Linked DNA regions of Homo sapiens: region 2 is linked to region 1. The links are chromatin contacts, found by Hi-C or POLR2A ChIA-PET in ENCODE. All regions are on one chromosome and are shown on one strand. Each heading gives the region's core, a stretch centred on a gene start or an enhancer-like site at or near the end of the contact. The rest is flanking DNA. Distances are from core to core; before and after follow the strand shown.

The links. Hi-C counts contacts between places; a loop is a spot of excess contacts on that map. ChIA-PET counts read pairs that join two places held with the same protein, here RNA polymerase II (POLR2A). Pooled maps may share reads with other maps.
Region 2: a map of K562 shows a loop between it and region 1 (2.7-fold over the local background). The contact joins two enhancer-like sites. A Hi-C loop is called at or near these places in 7 of 168 maps with a recorded cell type or tissue (K562, gastrocnemius medialis, mammary epithelial cell and 3 more), 5 of 37 single-sample maps with no recorded cell type and 18 of 50 pooled maps. POLR2A ChIA-PET finds 5 or more read pairs at or near these places in 4 of 52 experiments (A673, WTC11, activated CD4-positive, alpha-beta T cell and 1 more).

What each region holds. Positions count from the first base shown.
Region 1 is chr1:51,213,597-51,216,296 of GRCh38, forward strand. The region is part of intron 1 of LINC01562 (long intergenic non-protein coding RNA 1562); the gene reads right to left. Among named protein-coding and RNA genes, the nearest start is that of LINC01562, 20 kb to the right of the region's middle. Within about 2 kb of position 1,420, at least 7 of the 41 ENCODE cell types and tissues checked have a DNase peak (open chromatin) inside an H3K27ac peak, as active enhancers do.
Region 2 is chr1:51,283,398-51,286,097 of GRCh38, forward strand. No RefSeq gene overlaps it. Among named protein-coding and RNA genes, the nearest start is that of TTC39A-AS1, 45 kb to the right of the region's middle. Within about 2 kb of position 1,399, at least 2 of the 41 ENCODE cell types and tissues checked have a DNase peak (open chromatin) inside an H3K27ac peak, as active enhancers do.

The DNA of each region.
Region 1 (2,700 bases), core at 170-2,669:
CAGAGTGAGACCCTGTCTCAAAAAGAAAAATAAGTCTGGGCGCAGTGGCTCACACCTGTAATCCCAGCAGTTTGGGAGGCCAAGGCAGGCAGATCACGTGAGGTCAGCAGTGCGAGACCAGTATGGGCAACATGGTGAAACCTTGTCTCTATTAAAAGTACAAAAATTAGCCAGGTGTGGTAGCAGGTGCCTGTAATCCCAGCTACTCAGAGGCTGAGGCAGGAGAATCGCTTAAACCCTGGAGGTAGAGGCTGCAGCAAGCCGAAATCGCACCACTGCACTCCAGCCTGGGCTACAGAGCAAGACTGCATCTCAAAAAGAAAAGAAAAGGAAAGAAAAGAAAAGACAAATAACTTTTTAAATAATTTTTAAAATATTTTAAAGGAATAGAAGTTGACTTTATAGAGCTAATAAAACGTCTGGAAAGACTGACATGGTACCTTGTCTGTGCAGCTCCTTTACAAGTTTTCTGTTCTCGCAGCAAGAAAAGAATGTCACTTTCTGGCTAAGCACAGTGGCTAGCGCCTGTAATCCCAGCACTTTGGGAGGCCAGGGTGGGTGAGCCCAGGAGTTTGAGATCAGCCTGGCCAACATGGTGAAACCCTGTCACTAAAAATACAGAACTTAGGAGCGTGGTTGTGCATGCCTGTAATCCCAGCTACTTGGGAGGCTGAGGCAGGAGAATCGCTTGAACCCAGTAGGCAGAGGTTGCAGTGAGCCAAGATCATTCCACTGCACTCCAGCCTGGTGACAGGCAAGACTTTCACAAAAAAAAAAGTTCTAGCAAAGCCAATTTAAACGAACCTATATGGCCAATCACTATTCTTGCTGCACTTTATGCAAATAATCAGGCCAAGTATATTGTGACTAAAACTTATTTTGCAAATTAATTGGTCCTGCTATGATTTATCCTTGCTGAAAATGGGAAACTAGAGAGAGAAGAATTATGTTTTAGAAGAAAAATTATGTTTTAGAAGAAATCTATAGTCCACCCACTATTTGATTCTAGCCCTGTTCATTGTTTGTGAGTTTTTGTTATTTGCCTACAGTAAGGATGAAATCATAAATTCTTTCCTGGTTACAAGTCCCTATACTAACGTTTCCAAATTTGTCTTCCACTTTTCTGACTTGGACGCAATACAATTGCTACCGTCTTTTTCCTGAGGCCCTCCAGGCTGAAGCTCATATGTTGTGACATACAAACTGCAGGCAAGAAAAACCTGTCAGATTGCCAGCATCTACTTCCACGTTAACTGAAGATGCTTCAAGTCTTACATCCAGACAACTCACCCAACTGCCCTCCAGACTCTAAGGAAGCCGGTTTATAGATTGTACCAAACATTAACCTTTGTTTTTCTTCTGTTTGAAAGCCCATCTGCGATGCCATCTTCTGATATGGGCAGCTTTTAGTGTGTGAAACTTCTAGGGAAGTTTCTGACAGGGTAATGTTGGGGCCAGGAAACCAATACCACAAAATATGGCGTTTTGACATGCTGAACTGAAGAAGCCTCAAGGTCTTTCTGACCTTCCCCCAACATGCACATATACTGTCTCACCCAAAGTCCCTATCTGCCTAACATCCAGACTCTCCAAAAGGAACAATTATTTTTTCTTCCCTTCCCTATAAGACCAAGACTGTAACCACACCTGAAGCAACCCCTTCACAAGATAATGTACAAGTTAATCTCTGTTCCCTGATTCATTTATTCTCCCTAGTAATGCCCTCAACAGAATTCCTCTTCCCCCTCTCACAACCTGTTTTGCCAGAATAGCTTACAAGCTTCTGAATCACACTGTAGGATGGGCAATCACCCCATGATTCTCCCCATGTATGCACATTAAATAAATGTGTATGCCTTTTCTCCAATTAATCTACCTTTTGTGAGCTGATTCTTCAGTGAACCTTTGGAGGGCAGAGGGGAGGTTTCCCTTGACCCGTAAAGCCTCAGTGTATCTGATTTACTCTGTGAGAAGGACCACTGAGTTGTAGGCAGAGTTCCTGACCCTCCAAATTACAAAAACGAGCTTTTTAATCCAAGCCTCTCCAAGCAGAAAAAACAGCCATCATTGAATAATCTTTCAAAATAGAATGTCCTATAGAAAATATACATTCGCTATAAAAATAAGCACTAGGCCATGCATTCCTTGGTTCCCACGGCCACCATCCTAGTTCAGGCCCCAATATTAGACCATTGCAACTGAGTCCTAACTACCTTTTCTCTGCCTCCAGTCTCTTCCATTAGTCCATTTCCCCTTGCCACCAGATTGCTGTTTCTAAAACACAGAGCTAATCATATGACTCTCTTGATTAAGAAAAACAGAAAAACAACTTCAGTGGCTCTCACAGCCTACTGGATCAAGTACAAACTCCTTTGTCTAGTATTCAAGGTCCTCCATTAACTGGCCCCAAACTACCTCCCAACACACACACACATACACACACACACACACACACACGTTCTTTCTCTAAATTTCAGCTTCCCTGAATGTTATTCTTAGAACACAGTGAACTTTCATTTCATCAAATATTTGTATGTGTTTTTCTCTCTAAAATGCCCTTTGGCCTACCAGTCTTCTCTTTCTCTTTTTTTTTTTTTTTTTTGAGACAGGTCTCACTCTGTCACCCAGGATGGAGTGCAGTGGTGCCATCTCGGCTCCCTGGAACCTCCGCCTCCCAGATTCAAGCAATTCTCCCACCTC
Region 2 (2,700 bases), core at 149-2,648, 70 kb after region 1:
AATCGTTGTGTGATCTTAGGCAACTTATTTACCTGTGCCTCAGTTTTGCCATCTGCAAAATGACAATGGCCCCACTTCATAGGATTATGTAAATATTATGAGGATTAAATAAATGTAAAGTACTTAGAATAGCAACTGGCACATAATGAGTATTTAATAAATACTAGCTTTTATTCTTTTCCCCAGAGCATATTGGTGTCTGATGTTCTGGAGTGTTTAATGTGGAGGAAGAAAAACAAACCTGATCTAGTCATTTGTGAGACATTAGCTGTGATGTCTCTGATTAAACATCCACTTTTTTTTCTTTTTTAGACAGAGTCTCGCTCTGTCACCCAGGCTGGAGTGCAGAGGCGCGATCTCGGCTCACTGCAAGCTCCACCAACCGGGTTCAAGCAATTCTGCCTCAGCCTCCTGAGTAGCAGGGACTACAGGTGCCTGCCACCACGCCCACTTAATTTTTGTATTTGTAGTAGAGACCGAGTTTCACCATGTTGGCCAGGATGGTCTCAATCTCCTGACCTTGTGATCCACCTGCCTCGGCGTCCCAAAGTGCTGGGATTACAGGCGTGAACCACCACGCCCAGCCAAACATGAACTTTTAACAGTCCATAGAGACCTTCAATAGTTCATTCTATGTCTTCCCAAAGGGCTCTATTCTTATTTTGTCACTTAACAGTTGACTTTATACAGTGGAAGCAGTCATAGATTACTCATTTAGAGATGGAGTTTTCGAGTCCCCAAATGAGGTTTCTTGTTTGTGGACCTAGCCTATTAATCAGTAATGAACTTTGCACTGGAATTCAAAGGAGCCGTGCTAACCCGAGCAGAAGGCACTTTCCGACCTTGGAAGGCTGCATCTGAGGGTGGGCGTGAGAAGTTCCCATTTGCTGCTTGGATTGCAGAATCCAGACACCTCTCATTTATTACTGAATTAGTGTGATGATGCTGAGGATGTTGAGAAGGCACTGTTAGGCTTTAAATTTGAAGTAAACAAGGAAAAGACTGTTGACTCCCATCATCTTAGAAGAAATGATCTTGGGAGTAACTCCAGAGGAAAGGGTCTGGATTTGATTCCTTGAATGGTTCTAGTACTCAGCACACTGGGGCTTTCTTAAAACCTCTTGGTGCCATTCTTCACTTGGGAATCTCCCACCTGGACCTCAGCCAAATCTTGAGTTGGTGTTGGCCTTTTAGGATCCTGGCTTTGATGTCAGGTTGTGGCTTTCTGCTGTGAATGATAACTGTCTTGGAAACACTCCCATTCTGGCTCAAGAGATAAGGAATAGGGCAACCTGCCAACCCATGGGAGAGCTGAGGGCCCAGCACACTGCTAGAAGCCACTCTGCCATTCTGAGGGCCTGTGATCAGTGAGAGGCTGAGGTAGACTTTCTGTTGCCAAGGACCTGTTCAGATCATGTTACATCATTGCTACTTCCCTAACAACTGAATTCATCTTGGGGCACAGGATTTAGACTTTCTCTAAATGAGGATTACTTGCTCTCTGGGTGTTCTGGCTACTGTAGAGCCCCTAAGAAGTCTATTATTTCTGGTTGAATTGCTTAGGGACACAAGGCTTTGGCAGAAAGGTAGGGAAGTGTATCTGTTGCCTCATTTTGCAGATGAAAACCCATAAAGAAACTGTAGAAGGCAGGAAAGAGCCTTAATCTTGTCCAAATTGCTCATTTTTAGAGGATCTGTGACTTTCCCAAGGTTACTTTGAAAATCAGTAGCAAAGTCAGGACTGGAATTCAGGTCTCCTTATTTCCAGGCTCAAACCTTCCACCTGATCTGTGGCCTCTCCATGGCAGATGTGCTGGGAAGGTCTGCACTATTAGAGAAGCAGTGACCACAGATGACTCAAATAAGACATTGAGAGCCTATGACAGAATTTTCACTTTCTTGAAAACGCCCTTGCATAAGGATGTGGTGATGTTAGAAACCCAGTGTTTTCATTGTCCTTCACATATGTATGTATATGTATATATTTGATAGATTATCTCAGAATTTGCAGGTGGGGTACAGGAGGCAAAACCCACTGATTTATCTTATCAGGGCAGCAGAGGTAAAAGTGACATAGGATTAATTAACAAAGCCCAGGAGGAAATAAACAGCAAATGTTGACGAGGAAATCATCTTGACCAAATTTTAAAATGAAAGCACCCGTGGCCGGGCGTGGTGGCTCATGCCTGTAATCCCAGCACTTTGGAAGGCCAAGGCAGGTGGATCACGAGGTCAGGAGATCGAGACCATCCTGGCCAACATGGTGAAACCCCATCTCTACTAAAAATACAAAAATTAGCTGGGCATGGTGGCGCATGCCTGTAATCCCAGCTACTCAGGAGGCTGAGGCAGGAGAATTGCTTGAACCCGGGAGGCAGAGGTTGCAGTGAGCTGAGATCGCGCCACTGCACTCCAGCCTGGTGACATAGCGAGACTGTCTCAAAAAAAAAAAAAAAAAAAAAAGCACCCGAAATGAGTTTTTTTGTAAACTGCAATTTTCCAAAGTATGTGTTTGGTGTCCTGTGAGTAGTGCTGCTTTGATACAGCAGCAGGCAACATTCCAACATGTGGGGAAGCCATGGAGGCCTGTCCTCCTGCAGCCTGTCTCTACCCGCTCACCCTGTCCTGTCCAGGAGCCTAGAAACAGGTTGGTCTCCCAGCATCCAGGCTTTGGAGAAGAGATAGCTTGCAAAGGGATTA